Linked DNA regions of Homo sapiens: region 2 is linked to region 1. Evidence: chromatin loops called from intact Hi-C (ENCODE). Cell type or tissue: Caco-2. All regions are shown on one strand. Each heading gives the region's core, and the rest is flanking DNA. Links, peaks and the distances in the headings are about the cores only.

The links. Hi-C counts contacts between places; a loop is a spot of excess contacts. Peaks named below come from ENCODE experiments on the same cell type or tissue, not always from the same donor. Only the 100,000 strongest peaks of a DNase experiment are listed, where the experiment ranks them.
Region 2: a loop joins it to region 1, with 27 times the contacts of the local background. A loop is called at or near these places in 6 of 110 quality-filtered maps.

The regions. Positions count from the first base shown.
Region 1 is chr12:110,597,564-110,607,141 of GRCh38, reverse strand. No RefSeq gene overlaps it. Among named protein-coding and RNA genes, the nearest start is that of TCTN1, 12 kb to the left of the region's middle. In Caco-2, for the core only: CTCF peaks have their summits at 4,771 (motif pointing right) and 6,696 (motif pointing right); a DNase peak (open chromatin) is centred at 4,791.
Region 2 is chr12:110,350,450-110,360,027 of GRCh38, reverse strand. ATP2A2 (ATPase sarcoplasmic/endoplasmic reticulum Ca2+ transporting 2) reads right to left here. Exons shown (of 20, transcript NM_170665.4): 20 at 8,935-9,578. Among named protein-coding and RNA genes, the nearest start is that of ANAPC7, 48 kb to the left of the region's middle. RefSeq lists a silencer at 8,455-8,655. In Caco-2, for the core only: no CTCF peak of the experiment used is centred there; a DNase peak (open chromatin) is centred at 4,797.

The DNA of each region.
Region 1 (9,578 bases), core at 2,701-7,700:
GATCCTCCTGCCTCAGCCTCCCAAAGTGCTGGGATTAGAGGCATGAGCCACCGTGCTTGGCCCAGTCCATTCTTTTTTTTTTTTTTTTTTTTTTGAGATGGAGTTTCGCTCTTGTTGCCCAGGCTGAAGTGCAATGGCATGATCTTGGCTCAGCGCAACCTCCACCTCCTGGGTTCAAATGATTTTCCTGCCTCAGCCTCCCGAATAGCTGGGATTACAGGCATGTGCCACCATGCCCAGCTAATTTTGTATTTTTAGTAGAGACGAGGTTTCTCCATGTTGGTCAGGCTGGTCTTGAACTCCCAACCTCAGGTGATCCACCTGCCTTGGACTCCCAAAGTGCTGGGATTACAGGCATGAGCCACCACGTCCGGCCCCAGTCCATTCTTTTTATTGGTGGCAAGTATTACAAAAATGGCTCCTTTGCAATTTATCCATCCATTCATCAGTTGAAGGAATTTGGGTTTTTCTAGGTTTTGGTGGTTAAAAATAAAACATATGTTTCATTTCTCTTATATACATACCTAGGAGTGAGATTTCTGGGTTTTATGGTCAGTATGTGTTTAAATATATAAGAAACTGCCCAGTTTTTTCCAAAGTGACTGGCCCATTTGCCTTCCCAATAACAAGGTATGAGAGTCCCAGTTTCCCATGCTCACGGGCACTTAGGATGGCCACCTTTGTTTTCATTTTTGTTTTTAGTTATTCTGATAGGTGTATGGTGGCTTCTGCTTGCAGTTTCATTAACTGGCTTTTAAGAAATCCAATCACGGCCCAACGCGGCAGCTCACGCCTGTAATCCCAGCACTTTCGGAGGCCGAGGCAGGTGGATCAGGAGGTCAGGAGTTTGAGACCAGCCTGGCCAACATAGTGAAAACCCGTCTCTACTAAAAATACAAAAAAATTAGCCAGGCGTGGTGGTGGGCACCTGTAATCCTAGCTACTTGGGAGGCTGAGGCAAGGAGAATCACTTGAACTTGGGAGACGGAGGTTGCAGTGAGCTGAGATCGCACCACTTCACTCCAGCCTAATGACAGAGTGAGACTCCGTCTCAAAAAAAAAAAAAAAAGAAAGAAAGAAATCCAATCACCTGGTGACAGCACATCTACATTACATTTTAATCTTGGGGTGCTGAAAGTATTTGTCAAATGTGAAATGAAAAAATAAATTTGTTTTTTCTGTATATAAGGAGCTTCAAAAAATGAAAGTAAGCTGGCTTCCTGGTCCCACTGAGCGACCCTGCTCTCTCCTCCTCCACCGCTATTTCTGTTTCTGTGTTGTAAATATGTTTTCATTCTTTCCTCGGGACCTGCAGATAGTTCCTCTTTCACTTACTTTTTACTGGCTACTGGCAGCCTGTTAGTGAATTCTTCTTCTTCTTCCTCTTTTTTTTTTTTTTTTTTTTCTTGAGACAGAGTTTCACCCTTGTTGCCCAGTCTGGAGTGCAAAGGCGTGATCTTGGCTCACTGCAACCCCCGCCTCCCGGGTTCAAGCGATTCCCCTGCCTCAGCCTCCTGAGTAGCTGGGATCACAGGTACACACCACCTCTCCCGGCTAATTTTTTATTTTTAGTAGAGACGGGGTTTCACCATGTTGGTCAGGCTGGTCTCAAACTCCTGACCTCAGGTGATCCACCCGCCTTGGCCTCCCAAAGTGCTGGGATTACAGGCGTAAGCCACCACGCCCAGCCGTTTTTTGTTTGTTTGTTTTCTTTTTTTTTTTTTGAGATGGAGTCTTTCTCTGTTGCCCAGGCTGGAGTGCAGTGGCACCATCTCGGCTCACTGCTCACTGTAACCTCCACCTCCCAGGGTCAAGCGATTCTCCTGCCTCCGCCTCCCAAGTAGCTGGGATTACAGGCACATGCCACAGCGCCCAGCTAATTTTTGTATTTTCAGTAGAGACAGGGTTTCACAATGTTGGCCAGGCTGGCCTCAAACTCCTGACCTCAAGTGATCCACCCACCTCAGCCTCCCAAAGTGCTGGGATTACAGGCGTGAGCCACTGCCCCTGGTCAGAAATACGTATTCTTCAAGATAAAATCCATCATACTGATGCTTCCAATTAAGACTCCATCCCTCCACCCAAAAAAAAGAGAATAACAATACCAATAACAATACTAATAATACAGAATAATGATACCAATACTACCACACAACCATAGGATTATTTAAAATATGTTAAGAATGTTTTTAGCTGCACACTTTCTTTTTGAGACAGAGTCTCACTCTGTTGCCCAGGCTGGAGTGTAGTGGCATGATCTCAGCTCACTGTGACCTCCACCTCCCAGGTTCAAGAGATTCTCCTGCCTCATCCTCCCGAGTAACTGGGACTGCAGGCGCCTGCCACCACATCCAGCTAATTTTTGTATTTTTAGTAGAGGCGGGGTTTCTCCACATTGGTCAGGCTGGTCTTGAACTGCCGACCTCAGGTGATCCACCCACCTCGGCCTCCCAAAGTGCTGGGATTACAGGCGTGAACCACCGTGCCCAGCCTGCACACTTTCATTTAATCCCTCTGTTTTTAGGATGTTGCCTCGCCTCCAAGTGTTTTCTCTGATTGCTATCCCTGGACCCAGAACTTCTCTGGTTCAAGTTCTCCAGGGAATAAGCATCTCATCTTCTGCAGAGATTGGGGTTAGGGAGTGACAAGGAGGAGAATCAGGGGTCTAACGCTTCCCCCAGATGGTATTTATATTCAATCAATTATTGGTTTTCAGTCCCACCTCTCAGCACAGGGGCCTTCAACCAATTCCTGAGCCTTTCTGGGGTTTATCAGCTCTAAGTGCCTTGCTACTCATTGGCAACTCCTGCAAGAACTAGGGTTTCTCCTCCCAAGTAAACCACTCATCTACATTCTATCTTCTAAAAAGGATTTGAGATCTCTCATGAGCAGTCTTCTCCCACTCTTTGTGGGTTTATACCTCTTTGATTCCTTTGCTAGTATTTTAGGAGTGTTTCAGGAGAGAGCAGAGATAACTGCATGGGCTCAATCTGCCATGTTTCTATATGTTTTATGTAAATATTTTCCTATCAGGCATGGAGAGATAATATAGTGAAATGATTAGAAGCACAGATTCTATAATGGGGGAGGCTAGGCCTGTGTGATCCAGGGGATATATCTCTGTACCTTCTGCTCAATTTTGCTGTGAACCTAAAACTGCTTTTAAAAAGAAGATCTAGGCCAGGCACGGTAGCTCACACCTGTAATCCTGGAACTTTGGGAGGCCAAGACGGGCGGATGGCTTGAGGTCAGGAATTCAAAACCAGCCTGGCAAACATGGTGAAACCCCGTCACTACTAAAAATGCAAAAAAATTAGCTGGGCGTGGTGGTGTGCACCTGTAATCCCAGCTACTTGGGAGGCTAAGACAGGAGAATTGCCTGAACCTAGGAGGTGGAGGTTGCAGTGAGCCGAAATCGCACCACTGCACTCCAGCTTGGGCCACAAAGTGTGATTCTGTCTCAAAAAAAAAAAAAAAAAAAAAGGTCTACTGGGCCGGGCGTAGTGACTCACGCCTGTAATCCCAGCATTTTGGGACGCTAAGGCGAGCAGATCACTTGAGGTCAGGAGTTCCGGACCAGCCTGGCCAACATGGTGAAACCCTTTCTCTACTGAAAAATGTTTAAAAAATACAAAAATTACTGGGGCCTGGTGGCGGGCGCCTGTAGTCACAGCTACTTGGGAGGCTGAGGCACGAGAATCCCTTGAACCCGGGAGGCAGAGGTTGCAGTGAGCTGAGATTGCCTCTGCACTCCAGCCTGGGTGACAGAGTGAGACTCTGTCTTAAAAAAAAAAAAAAAAAGAAAGAAGGAAGGAAAGAAAAGAAAAGAGAAAACGAGCACACTTTCTGAAGCCACAGTGTTTGGGTTCAAATCCCTAGTTCTGCCACTTGCTAGCACTATAACTTTGGGCATGCTTTCTGTGTTCAGATTCTTCGTCTATAAAACAGGGAAATAGTGGTACTTAGGTACCAGTTTTGTGCATACAGCATGGTGTATACAGTATGCAGCATGGCTAACTAAGCCCTCAAAAAGCTTTAAAATGCAGCCTGGACAATATAGCAAGACTCTTTCTCCACAAAAAAACAAAAACAAATTAGCCAGATGTGTTGCCACACACCAGTCCTAGCTACTCGGGAGGCTGAAATGGGAGGATCGCTTGAGCCCTGGAGTTGGAAGCTGCAGTGAGCTATGATCATGCTACTGCACTTCAGCCTGGGTGACAGAGCAAAACCCTGTCTCCATTTAAAAGACAACAAAAGCTGTCCAGGCTTGGTGGCTCACGCCTGTAATCCCAGCACTTTGGGAGGCCGAGGCAGGCGGATCATGAAGTCAGGAGATCGAGACTATCCTGGCTAACACGGTGAAACCCTGTCTCTACTAAAAATACAATAAATTAGCCGGGCGTGGTGGTACACACCTGTAGTCCCAGCTACTCAGGAGGCTGAGGCAAGAGAATTGCTTGAACCCGGGAGGCGGAGGTTGCAGTGAGCCGAGATCACGCCACTTCACTCCAGCCTGGGTGACAGAGCAAGACTCCGTCTTAAAAAATAAATAAATAAATAAAAGCTTAAAAATGTTATTTGAGAAAGGGTGCAGGATTCAGGTTTCCTTAATTGGAAAAGACAAGATGATGTTAATTCTCCAGAAAGCGAAAGGAGAAAATATATGTTAATCTTGCCTCAAAATCGATTGTATGGTCCTCAGGATTTAGCAATTCTGAATAATGCCATTTCACCTATTCCCTGCAGATGGCAGCCTTTGTCACCAAAACTTGGTTCCTCTCACAGGGTTGACCCGGAGCAGAGGACAAAATGCTATTCTTTCATTGGCTCTAGTTCACTCAACAAATATTTACTGAGCACCTACTATGTGCCCGGACCCAGAAACAGCAGTGGTCAAGCAGGCACCAGCATTGCCCTCTCAGAACTTCCAACAGTTCTAGAGCTTCATTCTAAGGAGCTGAGGGGCCCTCCCAAGGAAAGCTTCCATGAGAATGGGCCTTCAGTTACAGAAGCCTTAACAGGAGTCAGAAACAGAATGCCTTCTCGAGCAAAAACGATGTTGCAAAGGACATTACTCACCACCAATTGCTTTCCAGGCCTACCTGCACTTAAAAAGAGCCTTTCATAAGTTCCACCCTCAGAGGAAAGAGCTGGGATATTTTATTTTATTATTTATTTATTTATTTTGAGATGGAGTCTCACTCTGTTGCCCTGGCTGCAGTGCAGTGGCCCAATATAGGCTCACTGCAACCTCTGCCTCCCAAGTTTAAATGATTCTCATGTCTCAACCTCCCGAGTAGCTGGGACTACAGGCGCCCACCACCATGCCTGGCTAATTTTTGCATTTTTATTAGAGACAGGGTTTTGCCATGTTGGCAGGCTGGTCTCGAACTCCTGAGCTCAGGTGATCCACCTGCCTCGGCCTCCCAAAGTGCTGGGATTACAGGTGTGAGCCACCGTGCCCAGCCAAGAGCTGGGATATTTTAAATTAAATAATTCAAACTTAAAGCTGCTGGAACTTTCTTCTGAGCCTTGAGAGGAATGTGGCCATGTAGTATGCAGTTGCAACTTCTGCTTGTCCTGTAAATGATTAGAAATGACCCAGTAGGCCGGGTGCGGTGGCTCACGCCTGTAATCCCAGCACTTTGGGAGGCCAAGACAGGCAAATCACTTGAGATCAGGAGCTGGGGACCAGCCTGGCCAATATGGCGAAACCCCGTTTCTACTAAAAATATAAAAATTGGGCGTGGTGGTGGGCACCTGTAATCCCAGCTACTTGGGAGGCTGAGGCAGAAGAATTGCTTGAACTCAGGAGGCAGAGGTTGCAGTGAGCTGAGATTGCACCACTGCACTCAAGCCTGGGCAATACACAGTGGCTCACGCCTGTAATCCCAGCATTTTGGGAGGCCGAGGCAGACAGATCACAAGGTCAGGAGTTCAAGACCAGCCTGACCAACATGGGGAAACCCTGTCTCTACCAAAAAAAAAAAATAGCCAGGCATGGTGGCACAGGCCTGTAATCCCAGCTACTCAGGAGGCTGAGGCAGGAGAATCACTTGCACCCAGGAGGCGGAGGTTGCAGTGAGCCAAGATCACGCCACTGCACTCCAGCCTGGATGACAGAGGGAAACTCCATCTCAAGAAAAAAAAAAAGAAAGAAATGACCCACTAGCACCAGAGATAAGACCCTCTCAGGACATTACTCCTCTTCATAGAATGTTAAAGCATCTTCCTTGAAATGTAGCAAGCTGTTTTAATCAAATGACTGTAACATACATATGGGCCTTGGATGGAAAATGTTGCAACTCAGCTGCAACTGTTTCTATCTATATAAGTGAAACCTTAGCTTCCTCTCTTTCCAACACTGATCCCATTCCTTTGGAGTATGTGTTTCGCAGGTGATCATCCTCAAACCTTGCACTTGAATAAACTCTGTACTTAATCATATTTTCTAAATCTCGTTATGCAAGTTTGACAGATACTAAGAGGCATTGTCGCCAATGTAGAAAGAGGGTGGCAGGGTTATGGGGTGAGTGAACGGGAAGATTTAGGAAATACAGACCACGGATAACAATTCAAAATGCCCCACCAATTTTTAAACCAAACATCTCCTTTTTAAGAAAAATTATCCAAATTTTGGAAATAAGACCAAGAGAGGGCAGTGTAGTTCTTTCAATGTCATCAAGGACTTTGTTTCACAAGCTCACCCAAAGATTACTTAATTCTCTAGCAGGGATCAGCAAACTCTTTCTGTAAAGGTCCAGGTAGTAAATATTTTAGGCTTTGTGGCTGGTTCCTATCTGTCAACTACTCAACTCTATCGGTCATCATGGTCCACCATTTCTGTACAGCAAAAGCATCCTGGGGAGATACAGAAATAATTGGGTATGGCTGTGTTCCAATAAAACTGTATTTTAGGCCGGGCATGGTGGCTCACACCTGTAATCCCAGCACTTTGGGCGGCCGAGGCGGGAGGATTGCTTGAGGCCAAGAGTTCAAGACCAACATAGTGTGACCCCATCTCTTATTTTTAAAAATAATAAAATTAAAATCTTATTACAAACACAAGCAGCCAGGCCAGATGTAGCCCACCAACTACTTATATAGGCCAGGGACTGTTCCTTTGTTTGCATAGGTATTGATTGATTAAAGGCCCAGATTTTTGTCCAGTACAGTTTTTGGTTGTTTTTTGTTTGTTTTTGTTTTTGAGATGGAGTCTCACTCTGTTGCCTAGGCTGGAGTGCAGTGGCATGATCTCAGCTCACTGCAACCTCCACCTCCTGGGTTCAAGCAATTCTTCTGCCTCAGCCTCCCGAGTAGCTGGGACTACAGGCATGCTCCACCAGCTAATTTTTTTTTTTTTTTTTTTTTAGTAGAGATGGGGTTTTACCGTCTCAGGCTCCTGACTTCAAGTGATCTGCCTGCCTCGGCCTCCCAAAATGCTGGGATTACAGGCATGAGCCACTGTTCCTGGCCTTGTCCAGTAGAGTTTTGAATTATTTCTCTCCAGTACAAAAGAGAATCCCATAGCTTATAGTTCTTATTACCCTGCAGAAGATTAACCAGTTTTGTATCTAAAATTCCCACTTCCTCAAGTACCTACTTCTTCAAAACATTCTCTGAACCAACTTCACCATCCGACTGTTTCCTCTTAGACAAGTAGAATACTTTTCTGACGTGTCAATTCTATATTTGTTTGTTTTGTTTTTTGTTTTGTGTGAGATGGGGTCTCATTCTGTCACCCAGGCTGGAGTACAATGGTGCAATCTTGGCTGACTGCAACCTCCACCTCCGGGCTCATGCCATCTGCCCACCTCAGCCTCTCAAGTAGCTGAGACTATAGGCGCACACCACCATGCCCTGCTAATTTTTGTATTTTTTGTAGAGACAGGGTTTCACCTTATTGCCCAGGCTGGTCTCGAACTCTGGGGCTCAAATTATCTGCCTGCCTCAGCCTTCCAAAGTGCTGGGATTACAGGCATGAGCCACCATGCCGAGCCCTCCATTCTATATTTGAATGAGTCATGCTTTATTTTTATTTTTATTTTTTGAGACAGAGTTTCGCTCTTGTCGCCCAGGCTGCAGTGTAATGGCGCGATCTCAGCTCGCTGCAACCTCCACCTCCTGGGTTCAAGCGATTCTCGTGCGTCAGTCCCCCAAGTAGCTGGGAGTACAGGCGCCTGCCACCACGCCCAGCTAATTTTTATATTTTTAGTAGAGACAGGGCTTCACCATGTTGGCTAAGCTGGTCTCAAACTCTTGACCTTAGGTGATCCGCCTGCCTCCACCTCCCAAAGTGATGGGATTACAGGCGTAAGCCACCGCATCTGGCCCTCTCCCCACCTTCTTAATTTCATTTTCTACCTCCCCATCATTCCCTACACACTTTGGCCACACCGACCCTTTGCCTAATCCTCTAACAACTCACACTTTAAAGAAAAACTTTGGCTGGGCACGGTGGCTCACACCTGTAATCTTAGCACTTTGAGAAGCCGAGGTGGGTAGATTGCCTGAGCTCAGGAGTTCAAGACCAGCTTGGGCAACATGGTGAAACCCCGTCTCTACTAAAATACAATAAAAAATTAGCTGGGCATGGCGGCGTGCACCTGTAATTCCAGCTACTTGGAAGGCTGAGGCAGGAGAATCGCTTGAACTAGGGAGGCGGAGGTTGCAGTGATCCGAGATTGTGCCACTGCACTCCAGCCTGGTGACAGAGCGAGACTCCATCTACAAAAGAAAAAAAAAAAGATTTAATTGTGGTAAAATATATATAACAGAAAATTTCAGAAACCATCTTTAGGTGTACAGTTCAGTGGTAGTAAGTACAATTCACACTGTTGTGCAGCCATCAACACAGCCCATCTCCAGAATTCTTTTTCATCTTGCCAAACTGAAACTCTGTACCCATCAAACAATAATTCCCCATTCCTCCGCCCCCCCAACCCCTAGCAACCACCATTCTGCTTTCTGTCTTTATGAATTTGACTACCCTAGGTATCAAATTCCATTTAAGTGGAACCATAAAGTATTTGTCTGCCTGTGACTGGCTTATTTCACTTAGCATAATGTCCTTTAAGAAGTATATCCCTGTTGTAGCCTGTGTTAAGATTTAAATTTTTTTTCTTTTTTTCTTTTTTTTTTTTTTTTTTGCTCTGTCACCCTGGCTGGTGTGCACTGGCATGATCTCAGCTCACTGCAACCTCTGCCTCCTGAGTTCAAGCAATTCTCCTGCCTCAGCCTCCCTAATAGCTGGGATTATAGGCATGTACCACCATGCCCAACTAATCTTAGTATTTTTAGTAGAGATGGGGTTTCACCATGTTGGCCAGGCTGGTCTCGAACTCCTGACCTCAAGTGACCCACTCACCTCGGCCTCCCAAAGTGCTAGGATTATAGGTGTGAGCCCCCATGCCTGGCTCCTCCTTTTTTTCTCTTTTCTTTTTTAGAGACAAGGTGTCACTCTATCACCCATTTTGGGGGACAGTGGCACACTCATAGTTCACTGTAATCTTGAACTCCTGGACTCAAGTGATCCTCCCACCTCAGCTTCTCCAGTAGCTAAAACTATAGGTACA
Region 2 (9,578 bases), core at 2,135-7,134, 250 kb after region 1:
TGTAAACCTGTAATCCCAGCTACTCGGGAGGCTGAAGCAGGAGAATTGCATGAACCTGGGAGATGGAGTTTGCAGTGAGCCGAGATTGTGCCATGAGACACTGTGCCTGGTTAAGTCCCAGTTTTCAATAGAATCTGTTTCTTAAACAGGTTATGATTGATAAATATAAAAAAAAATAAATGTTAAAGTTTGTACATTCTTAGTCACAAATCAAGGCATTTTGAGTAATTTCCAAACTTAAAAAACACATTTTTATGATTTCTACTTATTTATTTTCTTGAGACAGGGTCTCACTCTTGTGCAAGCTGGAGTGCAGTGGCGTGATCGTGGCTCACTTCAGCATCAACCTCCCAGGCTCAAGTGATCCTCCTGCCTCAGCCTCCCTAGTAGCTGGGACTACAGGCACACGTCACCACACTCGGCTAATTTTTTTTTTTTTTAGATGGAGTCTCACTCTGTCGCCCAGTAATTTCCAAACTTACAAAATACATTTTTATGATTGCTACTTATGTGCACCACACCTGGCTAATTTTTGTATTTTTAGTAGAGATGGGGTTTCACCATGTTGATCAGGCTTGTCTCGAACTCCTGACCTCATGATCTGCCCACCTCAGCCTCCCAAAGTGCTGGGATTATAGGCATGAGCTACTGTGTCCGGCCTTGGCTAATTTTTTGTAGCAACAAGGTTCTCACTATGTTACTCAGGCTGGTCTCGAACTCCTGGGCTCAAGTGATCCTTCTGCCTTGGCCTCCCAAATTACCGGGATTACAGGTGTGAGCTACTGCACCCAGCCTCTACTTATTTTGATGGAAAAACATCCAATTTAAACTTTACCAACACTCACTGGCTGACTACTGGACATGTTTTTCTCTCCTCCCCCTGCAGGGAGTCCTGTCAGAAGTACAGATTGCTAGGCTGGGCACGGTGGCTCATGCTTGTAATCCCAGCACTTTGGGAGGCTGAGGCGGATGGATCACGAGGTCAGGAGATCGAGACCATCCTGTCTAACACAGTGAAACCTGGCTCTACTAAAAATACAGAAAAAAAAAATTAGCTGGGCGTGGTGGCAGGTGCCTGTAGTCCCAACTACTTGGGAGGCTGAGGCAGGAGAATAGCGTGAACCTGGAAGGCGGAGCTTGCAGTGAGCTAAGATCATGCCACTGCACTCCAGCCTGGGCAACAGTGCGAGACTCTGTCTCAAAAAAAAAAAAAAAAAAATGTACAGATTGCTTTCCAAAATAGGAATGTCTCAGCCATGCTAAAATCATTCTCTTGTAATAGAGGAACAGGAATAACATATTTAGTATATTCTTAAAACGTTGTTATTGATTATATTTGGGGTTGGAATCTATCATCTTATCCTTGCTATTCTGTAATTTTAGGTTCCTTTTTTTCCTTCAGGCAGCATGCTAGTCTGGCCTGTGTTTCTGTTCCTTTAGTGGTTATCCTAGGAATTGCAATGTATTTATTTAACATATCCACACCTAAAGTTAACTGATGTCTTTACTGTCTGTCCTCTTGGATGACAAAAGCTCTCAGATCATTTAAATTCTGTTTACACCCACCCCATCTGGAGTTTCCCTTAGTGTGGGTCTGCTGATGAAGAACTGTTTCTTTCTTTTCTTTCTTTTTTTTTTTTTTTTTTTGAGACAGGGTCTCACTGTGTTGCTCAGGCTGGAGTGGTATGATCTCGGCTCACTACAACCTCCATCTTCCAGGCTCAAGTGATTCTCCTGCCTCAGACTCCTGAGTAGCTGGGATTACAGATGTGCACCACTACCGCCCAGCTAGTTTTTGTATTTTTAGTAGAGATGGGGTTTCACCATGTTGGGCCAGGCTGGTCTCAAACTCTTGACCTCAAATGGTCCTCCCACCTTGGCCTCTGAAAGTGCTGGGATTACAGGCATGAGCCACTGTGCCCGGCCTGAACCCTGTTTTTGCCTAAAAATATCTTTATTTCACCCTGAATACTATATGCTTAAATACTACATACTCTCTCCAGGTTGCCATTAATCGCCTTCAGCACATGAAGCTGCCATCCCGTTGGTTTCTGGCTTTCATTGTTACTGTTGTAATGTCAGTCTCCTTTGAAGATGATATTTACCTCTGCCCCGTCCCCCACTGCTCTTAAGATTTTCTTTGGTTTTCTGCAGTTTATTACTAGGGCTGGAATGATTGACTTCTCTCTCTCTTTTTTTTTTTTTTTTTTTTTTTTTTTTTTTGAGATAGGATCTGGCTCTGTCCTTCAGGCTGGGAAGTGCGGTGGTGCAATCTCAGCTCACTGCAACCTCCGCCTCCCAGACTCAAGACATCCTCCCGCCTCAGCCTCCAAAGTAGCTGGGAATGCGGAATATAGGAATGTACTACCATGCCCACCTAATTTTTGTTTTTGTTTTTTTCGGTAGAGATGGTTTTTTGCTGTTTCCCAGGTTGGTTTCAAAGTACTGGGCTCAAGCAGCCCTCCCACCTTGGGCCTCCCAAAGTGCTGAGATTACGTGTGTGAACCACCATACCTAGCCTGGATTTCTTTTTAGTTATCCTGTATCCTGGACTTAAGTGATCCTCCCATCTCAGCCTCCCGAGTAGCTGCACAGGCATGCGCCACCACACCCAGTAAAAAAAATTTTTTTTTAATTAGCCAGATGTGACAGCATGTGCCTGTGGTCCAGGCTGGAGTGCAGTGGTATACTCATGGCCACTGCAGCTTCCACCTTCTGGCCTCAAGTGATCTTCCTGCCTCAGCTTCCCAAGTAGCCGAGACTGTTCCATACTCCTGGGCTCAAGTGATCCTCCAGCTTCAGTCTCACAAAGTGCTGAGATTACAGGCGTGAGCCACTGTGCCTGGCCCTCTTTTGAAGGTAGTGAAATGTATATTTGACTTTGTCGCTTTTCTCAGTCTGTCTTCTAGGTATCTTACCTTTCCTGCATGTTTTCTAGCCTTTTCTCCCCACCCTCACCTTCTGCTGCATTCTAATTAATTTATTCTCATCGACCATTTCATTATTATTATTATTATTTTTTGAGACAGAGTTTCGCTCTTGTTGCTCAGGCTGGAGTGCAATAGCACGATCTCGTTTCACTGCAACCTCTACTTCCCGGGTTCAAGTGATTCTCCTGCCTCAGTCTCCCAAGTAGCTGGGATTACAGGCTACTGCCACCAGGCTGGGCTAATTTTGTATTTTCAGTAGAGACGGGATTTCTCCATGTTGGTCAGGCTGGTCTCAAACTCCCGACCTCAGGTGATCTGCCTGCCTTGGCCTCCGAAAGTGCTGGGATTACAGGCGTGAGCCACCGCGCCCAGCCTCATTCATTATTTTGCTGTGTCAATTTTGATGCCACATCCAACCATGAAGTTGTTTTGTTTTTGTTTTTGTTTTTTTTTTTTGCGACAGGCAGGGTCTTGCTGTGTTCAGGCTAGAGTCCAGTGGTGCAGTCAGCTCACTGTAACCTCAAACTCCTGTGCCCACGTGATCCTCACGCCTTGGGCCCCTCAGTAGCTGGGACTACAGGCATGTGCTACTATGCCAGGATAATTTTTAATTTTTATTTATTTATTTTTTTGAGACGGAGTCTCAATCGCCCAGCCAGGCTGGAGTGCAATGGCGCAATCTCTGCTCACTGCAACCTACGCCCCCCGGGTTCAAACGATTCTCCTGCCTCAGCCTCCCAAGTAGCTGGGTTTACAGGTGCCTGCCACTTCACCTGGCTATTTTTTTTTTTTTTTGTATTTTTAGTAAACACGGGGTCTCCCCATCTTGGCCAGGCTGGTCTTGAACTGCTGACCTCGCGATCCACCCTCCTCAGCTTCCCAAAGTGCTGGGATTACAGTCATGAGCCACCTTGCCTGGCCAATTTTTAAATTTTTTGCCGATTTGAGGTCTCACTATATTGCCCAGGCTGGCCAACCTTTTTTTTATTCTTTTTTTTGGTGAGATGGAGTCTCCCTCTGTTGCCCAGGCTGGGGTGCAGTGGTGCAATCTCGGCTCACTGCAAGCTCCGCCTCCTGGGTTCACACCATCCTCCTGCCTCAGCCTCCTGAGTAGCTGGGACTACAGGCGCCCGCCACCATGCCTGGCTAATTTCTTTCTTTCTTTTTTTTTTTTTTGTATTTTTAGTAGAGATGGGGTTTCACCATGTTAGCCAGGATGATCTCAATCTCCTGACCTCATGATCCACCTGCCTTGGCCTCCCAGTGCTGGGATTACAGGCGTGAGCCACCGCGCCCGGCCTTTTTTTTTTTTTTTTTGTGGAGACAGAGTCTCTCTCTGTTGCCCAGCCGAGAATGCAGTGGCTTGATCTCGGCTCACTGCTGCAACCTCCGCCTCCCAGGTTTAAGCGATTCTCCTGCCTCAGCCTCCTGAGTAGCTGGGATTACAGGCATGCACCATCATGCCCAGGTAATTTTTTTGTATTTTTAGTAGAGATGGGGTTTCACCATGTTGATCAGGCTGGTCTTGAACTCCTGACCTCAAGTGATCCAACTACCTTGGCCTCCCAAAGTGCTGGGATTACAGGCGTGAGCCACTGCACCTGGCCCCATTCGTTTTTACATTCTGATGATTATACTTTTCTCACTTTCCTGGTTTGATGACCTCAACAGTTTTGAGGAATACCAGTCAGGGATTTTTCGTTTGGGGATTGGTCAGGTGTTTTCTGATGATGATTAGACTGAGGTTGTGTATTTTGAGAGGAAGACCACAAAGGTAAAATGCCATTTTCATCACTTCAGATCAAGGGCCCATGCTTTCAAGATGACGCCCCCTGGCTGAGGTAGCATGTCAGGTCTCCACAGTGACGGGCACTTTCCCATCCCTACTGTATGTACTCTTTGGAACATTGCACAGCCCACAGAGGAGGTGAGTCTCCACCTCCTGAGGCAGTGTCCATGTAAATTACTTGGAATTCTGCATGGAAGATTTGTAGTCACCCCCATTTATTTATTTGTTTATGTCAGCGTGGACTTATGGATATTTATACTTTGGATTCTAGTCCAATACTGCTTTATTTTGTTGCTCACATTCTTCGGCTGTTGTGGCTTTTTCAGTTGGCTCCTGTGTTCCTTTCACATAACCACATCTTTGATTGCTGTTTTTGAGCCCTTCCTTTCTGGTGCTTTGGTATTCTTCAGGCACGTACTGTACGTTTTCTGTCCCATCTCTAGAATCAGCCATTTCTCCAAGGAGCCCTTTTTTACTGGAGAATGGCATTAGAAACCTAACACTGGAAGCCAAGTGTGTTCATTGCCTTCTGAGCTGACAGTACAAGGAAATGCATGTGTGTAGTGACCAGTGTATATACACATCACAGTCAGCAGTTTTTCTTTTTTCCTTTTCTTGAAACAGGCTCTCGCTGCGTCGTGCAGGGTGGAGTGCACTGGTGTGATCTTGTCCTGCTGGGTTCAGGTGATCCTCCTGCCTCAGCCTCCAGAGTAGCTGGGACTACAGGCAGGCACCACCATGCCTGGCTAATTTTTAAAATTTTTTGTAGATGTGGGGTCTCACTGTGTTGCCCAGGCTGGTCTCAAACTGCTGGGCTCCTCATCCTCCTGCCTCAGCCTCCTAAAGTGCTGAGATTATAGGCGTGAGTCACTGTGCCTCGCCACTATCAGTGTTTCTATATGAAACCATCCGTACATATGAAGCTAAACATGACTTCATCCTGATATCTCCGGCTCTAATTCATTACCACATGGATTATTCTAGCTTCCTCCCCTTGCTTATCTTAGCTTCTCCCCTTGCTTCCTCTGCTTCCTCCCACTCCAACAGAGAGACCTGGCTTCCACCATCTGCCATCTATATGCAGCATTTTGTTATTCTCAGCAACTGTCATTACTAGAAACTGTTAACTTCCTTCTGTTTCTAAAAAATGGTAGATTATAATACAAACTGCTCTGTAATTGAATATTTCCCTGGGCAGACAACGTATATCAGACATCATTCCTTGCTCGTACACACGTGTACCTTGTCTTTTTCAAAGGCTGCACGGTATTCCATGGTTTGAATGCTCTCTACCTTATTCAGTTCTTGCCTCTTGATGAACATCAGCTTATTTCCACTCTTCTGCTACAAGAGTGCAGTAGGGATTATACTTTTTGAACATATGGGAGGATTTCAGGAAAGTGAAGTTCTTGATCAAAGGATATAGATATTTAAAAATCTGAGAGCTGTGTGTGGTAGCTTATGCTTGTAATCCCAGCGACTAGGGGAGCTGACATGAGAGGGTCACTAGAGGCCAGGAGTTCAAGACCAGCCTGGGCAAGTAGCAAGATCCCATTTCTACCAAAAATTATAAAATTTGCCAGGTGTGGTAGTGTGCACTTATAGTCTTAGCTACTCAAGAGGCTGAGGCAGGAGGATCGCTTGAACCCAGGAGGTTGAGGCTGCAGCAAGCCATGATGGCACCGTTGCACCCCAGCCTGGGACACTGTCACTTCCCACCCTCCCCAAAAATGAAAATCTGACACGCAAACAGGCATAATGAACACCTCTGTCTATACTTTCCTTACTGATAGGTAAAGCAGTATCTGCCTTTCCTCGTCTCCGCCCCTCTCCCTCACTGAATTAACCACTATCGATTCGGGCTTTCACAGCCTCTGGCTGATGTCCACAAACTCATTACCAATCTGTTTGGTACTAGTCCACGTTGATGTACACTCTGGTGTACACACTTTCTCTCAGCCAGCCTGGCCCGTGGGCCACGTTTAGAGGATATGAGGCGGTATTGTGCATATTGATATGTTGCTGCACTTGGCTTCACTGTTCAGGATTTATTTAGGTTGATAACGTAGTTCTAGCTTATTTCATAGCTGAGCATCATCTGAATATGCCTGAATGTACTCACCCATTTTCCTGCTGGTGGTTTCATTTTTCTCCAAAAACTCTGCTGTGGCTCTTCCCCATGTGTGAGATTCTCTAGGAGTGGACCTGCTTGGGGCGGGGGCAGGGGTAAGGGTGTTGAGAACACCTCTAGGCTGAGTGATTTCGGTCATTCCCTAGAGTTCATCCTCGCAAGCTGCTCCATCCTTGGCATCAGAAGACCCACTTCTCGAGACGTTACCTCGTGATTTTAATTTGCCAGTGGAGTTGAGCATCTTTTCACATGAGCTATTTGTTTTCTCTCGTTTACACCATTTAACCATGTTTCTTTTGGGGGTATAGTTGCATTTTCCAAGTATTTTGATCCGTTTGCAATTTATTGGGTGTAAGGGATACAGCTTTATTTTTCTCAAGATGACCCCCCACATAATAATCCAACTATTACCTACTAAGCTGAAACACCACCCTTCTCAAGTGATGCACTGAATTACCATAGCTTTAAGAGGTTTGGTGTGCTTCCTTGGTTTTTGTCTGCCTGATGTTTGTTAGGATTGGCCTAAGGCCACCATTGGTATTCTCATATATCAGTATGAATTATATGTCACTCCCATTCAGCTGTCAATTTTCCCTGAATCATTAAACATTTCTAACTAGGAACAAAATAGTTCCTGTCTAGGAACATTGACCCAGTATGACCCCTGATCGCTTTTTGTTCATTCCAAGGCATTTTTTCCTTCTCGTGCCCGATTGTACTGACTAGCACCTCTAGAACAGTGTTTGGTAGTGGGCAAGAGTGGACTTGGAATGCAACTCTAAAGCGTTAACACTTTTGGTTTCTAATAATAAATGGTACATAGGAATAATTTTTAGAAAATGGATGTTAAATTTTATCAAATTTTTTTTCTCCATCAGCAGAACTGATCAGTAGAGTCTCGCTGTGTCGCCCAGGCTGGAATGCAGTGGCACGTTCACGCCATTCATTCTCTTGCCTCAGCCTCCTGAGTAGCTGGGACTACAGGCAACTGCCACCATGCCCAGCTAATTTTTTGTATTTTCGTTGTTGTTTTTTTTTTTTTTTTTTGAGACGGAGTCTTGCTCTGTCACCCAGGCTGGAGTGCAATGGTGCGATCTCGGCTCACTGCAAGCTCCGCCTCCCGGGTTCATGCCGTTCTCCTGCCTCAGCCTCCTGAGTAGCTGGGACTATAGGCACCCACCACCACGCCCGGCTAATTTTTTGAATTTTTAGTGGAGACGGGGTTTCACCATGTTAGCCAGGATGGTCTCAATCTCCTGACCTCATGATTCGCCCGCCTCGGCCTCCCAAAGTGCTGGGATTACAGGCGTGAGCCACCGCACCCGGCAATTTTTTTTAGTAGAGACGGGGTTTCATCGTGTTAGCCAGGATGGTCTCGATCTCCTACCTTGTGATCTGCCTGCCTCGGCCTCCCAAAGTGCTGGGATTGCAGGCGTGAGCCACCGTGCCTACCCAGAACTGATAGTTTTAAAAATTAGATTTATAGAATCATCCAGCTATCCTTGTATCCTGGTATTTTTTAAAGTGATAAAGAATCATCTTAGGGAATGTGCAAAACCAAAAACCCAATCCCAAACCCATCACTGCCAAATAAGCACTAAAGTAACCAGCAAATGAATTCCAACAGCTGCTTCAGTTCTGTTCACCTCTCCATCCCATACCTATCAACAACGGGGAATGTGGAAGTTTTGGATCTGAACAGCCTAAGAAACATCTCTCCATTGCTAGTCTCCAGATCTTTCCAGGCTGCTAACAATGGAGAGCGCGGAGTCTTGGCTTTCTTCACCACACTGACGAGTGAGGCCTTGTGTGTTTAAGACCCCACTGGTAACACACACTCAGCTTCCCCCATCCTTAAAGGGTAGGGAGCCAGGGTGGGCTTCACATGGGCGGACCTGCTGCCAGTCAGCCTGTCTACTGTGAAGTCGAGTCCAAGAGGTTCCTGTCCCCTCTAGTCACATGGCCACCCTGCCCAGACTGAGCCTCCCCTGCTTCCCTGTAGAGGGGCAGGCCCGGGTGCGGAGTGGAGGCCCTTGGTGCCCATCAGTCCCCCTCCCACAGAACAGTCACCACCACACTGAGAATTTATCATAGAATAGATTTATTTACCTGAAACCATGTCTGTGCGACGCTCATTGTTACCAGCACAGAAAGAAACAAACTGATCTCTATTTACAGTCTAAAGTCAAACATGCGCAGTGATAAATTGACATTTAGCATTTTATTAAGATAAATGCATCACAATATTTGTATTGCACCAACATCTGTCTACTGCTTCTGATTTCATTAAATAAGTTACATTTAATACAGTGCGAAATAGCTGTCTGCACACTCAGAAAATAACTGAAAATGAACTGGAGGCCTACATTTTAACCATTCAACACCTGTAGTGTTTTTAATGAATTTATAAATAAGCAAACTGTACAGGGCCAATTAAAAAGTAGCATGTTCCAATGTCACTGGAGAGGGATCTGGCTACTTACAACCGAAGGCATGCATTACAATTGAATACTGTACATTTATATAAGCTATGACATTTTGCAGAGAAATGTGGCGACTTGGCTGACGGCTTCCAAGTTCTTAGATAAGGTTACAGAGCCTCATTCCTCTTGCAGCAAAGAAACCAAACTTCTCTGGAGAGGCTTTCTGATTAAGCTAAATTGTACATCTGTAATCAGTATTTTGATTTAAAAGCTAACAACCCCATTGGTAATACACATTTCCTCCA